2 separate regions of the Homo sapiens genome follow, and region 2 is linked to region 1. The links are chromatin contacts, found by Hi-C in ENCODE. All regions are on one chromosome and are shown on one strand. Each heading gives the region's core, a stretch centred on a gene start or an enhancer-like site at or near the end of the contact. The rest is flanking DNA. Distances are from core to core; before and after follow the strand shown. Region 1 holds the start of ARL6IP6 (ARF like GTPase 6 interacting protein 6). Region 2 holds the start of WDSUB1 (WD repeat, sterile alpha motif and U-box domain containing 1).

Evidence for each region. Hi-C counts contacts between places; a loop is a spot of excess contacts on that map. Pooled maps may share reads with other maps.
Region 2: a map of B cell shows a loop between it and region 1 (20-fold over the local background). The contact joins the promoter of WDSUB1 here to the promoter of ARL6IP6 in region 1. A Hi-C loop is called at or near these places in 3 of 168 maps with a recorded cell type or tissue (B cell and naive thymus-derived CD4-positive, alpha-beta T cell) and 6 of 50 pooled maps.

Annotation. Positions count from the first base shown.
Region 1 is chr2:152,715,826-152,720,154 of GRCh38, forward strand. It overlaps ARL6IP6 (ARF like GTPase 6 interacting protein 6), which reads left to right and starts at 2,795. Exons shown (of 4, transcript NM_152522.7): 1 at 2,795-3,199. The coding sequence starts at 2,800. PRPF40A (pre-mRNA processing factor 40A) reads right to left here and starts at 1,636. Exons shown (of 26, transcript NM_001365597.4): 1 at 1,405-1,636; 2 at 170-301. The coding sequence starts at 1,614. RefSeq lists enhancers at 1,336-1,635, 2,184-2,889, 2,356-2,425, 2,446-2,535, 2,766-2,965 and 2 more and a silencer at 2,036-2,135.
Region 2 is chr2:159,284,622-159,288,950 of GRCh38, forward strand. WDSUB1 (WD repeat, sterile alpha motif and U-box domain containing 1) reads right to left here and starts at 2,082. Exons shown (of 11, transcript NM_001128212.3): 1 at 1,962-2,082. RefSeq lists silencers at 1,916-2,355, 2,042-2,211.

The sequences.
Region 1 (4,329 bases), core at 1,545-4,044:
TTCAAATTTCCGTTACAGTCATGATTTAACATTTGGCTTATTTGAAATTATTCGGGCATAAACTAATCATTAAACAGCTATAACTACTGACCTAGATTCTGAAATCTTGATAGAATACCTGAGGCAAAAACAAATAAATAAATGCAAAATAAAACAAAAACAGTCTTACTTGTCCCATTGGTGGCCCTCCCATAGGGGGCATCATCTGCGGCATCATTCCATGAGGTACAGGAGGCATATTCGCTCTCTGACCCATAGGGTGCATTCCCATTGGGGCATAATGCATGCCAGGGTGCCCCATCTGAAAAACAGTGAACATTTTTAAATGAGCAAATAATACTAAATGCTTCTCAAAAATCTCATTTCAACAGATCAGTTATCTGAAGCGACATAATATTAAGCTTATGTGTAATAACATCATTGGATTAGTCTATACCTTGTTTCAAACAAAACGCATTCTGCTAGTATTTAAAACGAGCTTGCAAATTCCGTAAAAAAATGGGAAAAGTTAAGATGAATCCTGGACCGCTGGATCATAGGTTTTCTCTCTCTTTTTTTTAAGCACTGACTTAACCAGCTACTAATTGGCTTGCTAAGCTTGGAGGATACACATTGAATACTAATTTTAAAACTGTTATGGTGAAAACAACAACTCTCCTATTTCATGCAGATATAAAAGATAGCCAGCTATTGTTATTTTATAACACTACTGATTTTAAACTTTAAAATGCTCTATCCAATTAACTCAGGTGAGAGTCGGTCTTACAAAACACAAACAGTATGGCTACCCAGGCACAATTCACTCCTAACAAACTTATTTCCTAACATAACCTTTAAGACAGGTAAAATTCCTTCTGCCAAAAATACATTTTCAAAGACTGAGGTTCTGTCACTCACGGACACTAAATGCAAACAACTAATTCATCCTTTTTAACGCAGTTTAAAAAGACAACTACTTTCTTTACCGATGAGTCCATTGTTCTATGTTTTAAATTAAAACCACCTAATTATCTCCTGCCAATTGTCCCAACAGTTCCCCCTGCAGACCACCCCGACGACTAATGAAAACAAATTTTGGCAGCCGCTGTTAAAGTCTTACAGTATCAAGCCCCTGCCTCCCCCTCCCAGCTAAAATCGGGCCTAAAGCTCCAAGACGCTCACCCCGCCCAAGAGCCAGCACCTTCACCACGCATCTGTCTAGGCCAAGCCCACGGGGAACTTCCAGGGTCTCACATCCTTCTCTTTGTGCATTTCCACCCTCCACTTCTCTCCCTCAGAACATATCCCACCATCTCGAGTTCTTCCTTCGTCCACTCTTATCTTCTTCTCCTTTCGGAGAAAGCTTCCTGTTTCTCACTCCGTTTTTCATTGTGCCGCCTTCCCCCTGCCCCACTGATCCCTTACCGAGGGCCGTCTCCTCAGGAAGCCGTCAGCAGAGACCCAAGAGCCGGAGCAGAGGCTTGAGCCGGACAATCTCCGCTCCCCGTCCCCAGGACCCTGCGAGGGAGGATGGCTCTCCATTTCACTCACCATGAGGCCTCCACGCTCAGCTCCCGTCCCCGGCCTCATCGTCGGGCTCAGACTGCTCCGCCGGCGGCCACTGCCGCTACACATACCAACAAGAAGCGATCTGAGTGGCTGGCGCCCACTGGGGCTAAAGGTTAAAGGCTGCCCTGCGCTACGGGGCGGGATCAGCGGGGCCAACAGGCTGACGGGCTTCCCCGCTGTCCAATCAGAATGCGCCGCCGACACGCAGCTCTGCGGCGATTCGCCCCCAGCCTCAGCCTCACTCGGCGTCGCCTGCATGGGGGGGGGGGAGGAGGAGGACGGAGGAAGTTTCTGCGCCGAGTCCTCCGTCGGGAAAACTCTACCAACTTCCCCAGGGGAAGGGAAGACAACAGTGTCCCAGCTTCCCGAGCTTAGACCGCCTCACCCCGTAGGGGGTGGGGCAGTGGGGGTCTGCCACCTTCACCCTCCCCGCCCGAGTTACGTACGCCCCACAAACCTGAGGCCGCCAGGGGTAGGGTGGAGGGGGCGGGGGTAAGCAGCCTGTAGTGTTAGCGGTGGCTGGGACCGAATGCGCGCGCGCGGTGCTCGAGGCGGAGGGGAGGAGGCGGGGAAGGCGAAAGGAGGGGTTCGGAGGAGAGGGTTCGATCTCCGTACGCACCAGGTGGAGAGCGCGCGCCTGGGGAAGGAGGCGTGTCGAGTAGCGGGAGGGAAGTTGTAGTACGGGTGGGGAGAACCACACTAAAGGGAGATGGGGGTGAGCAGTTAAGGAACCGCGAGAGCGCCAGGTAGAGAGGTGCCCTTAATGGGGGAACCTGGAGAAGAGTGTGAGCGTAGTGGGGAAGAAGGGAGAAGACAAATAGGTTCGGGAATGTGTCTCCGAGGGCGCGAGCGGGCGCTAGGACCCGGCGTCGAAAAGATGAGGCTTTGGGGCTGTCGGGGCGCGCGCTCCCGTTGGTGACGCGGGGGTGGCGGAGGTCTCCGGCCGGGACGAAGCCCCGCAGGGAGTGGATACTCGACAGCCTTCGGCCTCCGCTCGCTTCTCCCTGCGCGCTTTCCTGCTCCCCTTTCCGGCTACAGCCCTGGGGTCGAGCTCTGGTCGAAGCGCATTCCGCCTCTCCTTTGGCCCTGCGGCTTCCTTTGCAACCCGCCGCCCACCCTTGCTCTCCGTGGTTTACCCCTGGGCTCTGAGGCCTGGTGGTAGCGGCCACTGCCGCGGATTGGCTGTTGCGGACCCGGGGCGGGGCAGGTGGGAGAGGCTCGTTCTCCGCGGGTTTCGTTGTGTTTCGCGCCATGTCGTTTGCTGAGAGCGGGTGGCGGTCGGCTCTGCGGCGCCGCGGTCCCGGCACCCCGGGCCCTGTGGCTCGGCCATCGTATTCCTCCTTTACTCAGGGGGACAGCTGGGGTGAAGGCGAAGTCGACGAGGAGGAGGGATGCGACCAAGTGGCCCGCGACCTGCGGGCGGAGTTCTCGGCTGGGGCGTGGTCAGAGCCCAGAAAGCGCTCGGTGCTCCCGCCGGACGGGAACGGGTCGCCCGTTCTGCCCGATAAGCGCAATGGTATCTTTCCCGCGGCCGCGGGCAGCAGAGCCCAGCCTCGGCGGTGGCCGGTCCAGGTCCTCTCTATTCTCTGCTCGCTGCTCTTCGCCATTCTTCTCGCCTTCCTCCTCGCCATCGCCTACTTGATCGTTAAAGGTATTGAAGCCGACGCCTTGAAAGTCTGTCCAGAGTAAAGTTGAGCCAGGGTGTGGCTCTCGTCTCCACCCATCTCCCTTTCCCTCGCGCTAAGCCCTCAGGCTGGCAGCTGCTTTCACCCAGAGTCCTCATTTGCATCTTACTTTGCTCTCCCGCCCTTTGCCTTTTCTAAGTGGAGCGTCCTGATCCATGATCAGGAGACGTATTTTTAAAAAGGATCGTTTGATTAAATGGGTACTCTTGAAGAAATATCTTCAAGTCCTTGAACACTGGGGATGAAATATTGTGAAGATTAAACAAAATGCGAAACACCCACCATTAAAAGGAGACAGTGAAAAGTGCATATAATTAAAATAGGCCATGTTCAATGGCCTTCATCCACAAATAAAGATGTGCTGTCCACCAATTCCTCTACACAGAATCTTGAGGGACAAAGATTTTCATCGCATAGTCCAAATTTCTTCTTTTATAGGTAAAATAATTAGCCTCTCAGTTTTTAAGTTTGTATCCAGGTGTAGTGCACGGAGTTCTGTTGCAGAAAGTATAGTCCACTCGTCCTCTAATAATTTTGTTTTTCTGTCTGAAGTTGAAATATTGGCCGGTTGAAGTTTATTGCAAGGCATACGGTTGTATAATTTAGTTGGCTAGTGTATATTATAGTGGAAAGAAGCAGAGTTAAGTTTAAATTTCCATTCTCACTAGTTTGTGACCTTTGCCAAGTTACTGAAAAAAAAAAAAAAAAAAAAAAAACAAAAGAACTTTGTTGTATGAAAAGCACCCAAAACATTGTCACTGAAGTGTTATTTTTGTACTTCATTAAATATAATTAAATCTATTTAACTCCAGTTTTTATTTGTCCTCATTGCTTCCCAGCGTTTAGTGGGCTACAGATGGCATGGCATCTAAAACCTTACAATGCTTGATTTTCATACAGAAGACACTTTGGCCAGTTGATGTGGGTTTTACCTCTTCATAAAATGGTAAACTGAATGTGCATAAAATGCAAGCTGTCAGTCTTAAATGATTGGCTGCCAATGTTTCATTTATCATTCCCCTCCCCACTTTTTTGCCCTTTTTTGCAATTCTGATAGTTTTGTCTCCTAGGTGGTTTATTTCTGTTTTGCTCGGAG
Region 2 (4,329 bases), core at 832-3,331, 6.6 Mb after region 1:
CTCTGAATGAATCAAGGAAACCAAGAAAAGAAAACCTAAGAAAGTGTCAAAAAATGAACTTAGCCAGACCACGCTCAAGAACAAATTTACAAATTTAGAATAAAATCAAACTCATCATGGCAAACAAAATCCTATACAGTCTTATGTAATCAAAATCCTATATAATTCCCGCCTGCCCACTTCTCAGATCTCAACTCTGGCCACTGTCCCTCTCTTCTTTCCAGCCTCCTTGGCCTAACAGTCTTCCGTCTCCATAAAGCGGTTTTCTCAAGCTGAAATGTTCTTGCCTCTGCTCTTGGGATCCTATTTGTCATTTAGATCTCAATTTCAGTGTCTCTCCTCAGAGACGGTTTCCCTATTTAAAGTAGCCACTCCCTAGGCTAGCACATCACTCTATATTCTCAGCAATTACCACCAGCATCGGATATTTGTTAAATTGTCTCCTCCGACTAGGATGTAAATCCCAAAGGAGTAGGTACTTTGCCATCTTGCTCATTTCTGTATCCACACCATGTAAAACTGTCAGGCACCTAATGTACTTAAATAAATATAAGTTGAATATTTATTTTGTTCGAGCCCAACTGAGTTCCAGCCTTTAAATAATCCATATGTAATATGAAATTAGAAAATCTACCAAGACTAAATATATATACACACACAGAAACATAACTGACGGTGGAAAACTGGTGTCAAGTGAGGCAGAATCAGCTCTGAAAGGGGCAGGTATAACCTTGACTTGTAAAATTGATAATCCTTTGTCCTAGTCTTATTTACGGAAACACCTCTACCAAAGAAAAAAAAAGTCTGGGCGCGATGGTGCACACCTGTAGTCCCAGCATTTTGGGAGGCCGAGATGGGTGGAACACTTGAGCCCAAGAGTTTAAGACCAGTCTGGGCAACAAGGCAAGACCCCATCTCTCTAAAAATAAAAATAATTAGCTGGGTGTGGTGGCGAGCACCTGTAGTCCCAGCTACTCGAGAAGCTGAGGCGGGAGCATCACTTGAGCCCCGGAGGTGACGCCGGCGGTGAGCTGTGATTGCACCACTGCACTCTAGCCTGGGCAACAGAGCAGGACCCCATCAATCAATCAAACAAATATTAAGGCATAAGGAGCATGCCTTTCCCTATCTTCATCTTATCCTTTTAGGATAAGTTCAGCTTCTTTTCTTCGAACATAAACTCCAATAAAGCCTAAAAACCAAACACGAAAATTTCTGGTAGACTATCCCTGTACTGCTGTCTTGAAAACAATCAAGACCAGGTGGTGCTTTCTGGAGAGCTCGCAAATCCCAGCTGTGCAAGTGCGCACAGGTGATTTTCCAAACAAACTCCGGCTCCCAGCCCTCTGCCGCACTCAGCTCCCTTTGCAAGTTCCAGGGCATTCAGTGGGAAGTACCGAGGCCACCGTCAGCTGAACAGTTTGTTTTGAAAAAGCTCTCAGGCCTACCCAGGACCTGCCTTGGGGTAGGGGGGGCGGTGTGGGCGTTCCCTCGGGCCTCGGCTGTCACGCGAACAGTAAATTCCCGGGCACACCAGGTCAGTTGGCCAGCGTAAACACATGAATCCCATCTCATTCAAAGCAAACCCGAAAGGTGTCCAGCGCTCCCAAAATAAAGTCCGCCACTTACACCCCCCATGCACGAAAGACCAGGAATGTGCCCCCCTCTATGAGCGGCCGGGCCTCTGTGGACTGAGCGACCCCAGGCAAGAGGGAGGCCTGGGAGGCAGGGAGCTCACCCGCAAGGGGCTTCCTTCCACCCGACGCCGACACGCCCGCCCTAGCCCCGGGCCAAGGGTGCACGAACCACGCCTCGCCGCACTCAAGGTCCCGGTTGGGCCCTGCTGCGCGGTTAGAACCGGGAAATGGAGGGCTCAGACGCCCCGCGCGAGCAGGCCCAGCCGCGCTTCCCCACCTGCCGCCACCGCCGCTGAGCCGGCCCGTGGGCGCGGCCGCTCTCACCTGCAGGAGCGGGGGCGCGCGGGATCCGCCTTCAAGGTGCCCACGGGCGGTGCGGGTCACGTGCCGCGCAGGTGAGGCTGGCGGGGCGGGCGCCGGCGGAGACCCAGAGCAGAGGGAACAGGCCCCGCCCCCGAACGCCCGCGGGGACCCAGAGCGGAGGGAACAGGCCCCGCCCCCCGAACGCCCGCTGTGACCCAGAGCGGAGGGAGTAGGCCCCGCCCCGCGAAAGCCTGTGGAGACCCAGGGCGGAGGGAACAGGCCCCGCCCCCGGGACCGGCCCCTGAGGCGGCGCATGCGCGCTCTTCCGCCCGGACTGCGAGTTCCTCCCCAGCTTCTGGCTCCTAGGGTCAAGGCGATTTCAGGCTTGGAAAGGGACTTCCGTCGCAAATCTTTCTGTTTTTGCTAAAGCTGCGGTCGCAAGGCCTAGTGATCGCCTGAAACGTCGTTTTAAAGGGGCGTTGCATGGAATGTTCGGCCATCCCTGCTGAAAGTTTTTACCTCTTTCTCCAGTTCTCCACCCTGCACTGTGTACTCCGAGGCCGGTCTCCCAGATTGGCCTTCTCTATTTCGGCCACCCTGGGCGGTCCGTGACTTGGCGTCTTCTGCCCTCGCCTCCTCATTCGGGTTCCCCTAGGGGTCTCTCCCGGGCAGGCTGCCTGCCCCGGGCCCCAGCCCTGCCGTTGGGTGGGTATCCTGAGCTCACTGGAACCCCGGGCGCCTTTTCTTCAGCCTTTCCCAGTGCGTCCCACTGGCTCACGGTAGACTGGTTTCCACGTGTCATTGACTACAAAGTGGCCCTGCCAGTGCTTTTTGAGATAAAAATTATCCAGAAAAAAAAAAGTTCCTGAGCAAATTACCACTTGTTAACTAAATGCACAACATAGTGTGGGACTATGTTCAGATGAAAATCAAAGATACAGAGAGCTTTTATTTTTAATCCATGAGGAAACATTAAAAATATATCAGCCTGTGGAGACCGAAGTTACATTTGAAGAGTAATGACCTAAAATGCTCACATTTAAAGATGAAATTGAGACCGTGGGAAACTATTTGCAATGAAAAAGATTAAGGGGAAAGGGAAGATTAAAAATTAGGATTTTGTGAAGTTCTTGTTAATTTTTTAAAATTAGCGGAGTGCATCATGATTGAGACTTTGAACACCAAATTCCATTCCAAAGTATTGCCAAAACAGTATTTTTCTAAAAACAAGTTTTTGATTGTATAAATAATAGAGCTCTCTGTAGGAAACACAGAATATATAACAGGAAAATAAATAGTCAATAATTACACCCCTCAGAGATCACCCACTCAGAGATAACATTTTCTCTCAGTCTTTCAGAAAAACTAATTTTACAAAAAGTCCTGGAAACTGCCTTTTTAAACAAACTTGTGTCATGAGCTGTTCCCATGTCTAAAATTTCATTAGCTTTTTTTTCTACATAATGGTCTACATATAAACATACCATAAATTATTTAACATTTTCCCTGTTGCTGGATGGTTTCAACAATTTTGATCTTAGTGTAGATAATGCTGGATTAAATATCTTTGTACCTAAATCTTTTTCTTTTAGCCTCAATATATTACCACGTTATGTACATAAATCTTTTTCCATATTTATGAATATGTACTTAGGATAAAAATTGAAATGGAGGCCAGGTGCGGTGGCTCACGCCTGTAATCCCAGCACTTTGGGAGGCCAAGCTGGGTGGATCACCTGAGGTCAGGAGTTCAAGACCAGCCTGGCCAACGTGGTGAAACCCCATCTCTACTAAAAATAGAAAAAAATTAGCCAGGCATGGTGGCACGCACCTGTAATCCCAGCTACTCAGGAGGCTGAGACAGGAGAATCTCTTGAACCCAGGAGGCTGAGGTTGCAGTGGGCAGAGATCTCCCCATTCCACTTCCAGTCTGGGGGATAGAGTGAGACTTTGTCTCACAAAAGAAAAAAAAGGAAATGGAATCACTGGGCATAAAGGTGTAGACAGTTTTAATAAGTATTACCATACTGCTCTTCAGAGAGGTTGTACAGTTTACACTCTCAGCAATATGTAGTTGTGTTTGTCTCTCCACTTTCTTGTCAAACTTGAGGGATACCTTTTTTATCTACACTAATTTGTGTGTGGGTTTTTTTGTTTGTTTGTGAGATGGAGTCTTGCTCTGTCGCCCAGGCTGGAATGCAGTGGCAGGATCTTGGCTCATTGCAACCTCTACCTCCCAGGTTCAAGTGATTCTCGTGCCTCAGACTCCCAAGTAGCTGGGATTACAGGCGCCCGCCACCGCGCCCGGCTGACTTTATGTATTTTTAGTAGAAACAGGGTTTCACCATGTTGGCCAGGCTGGTCTCGAACTCCTGACCTCAAGTTATCC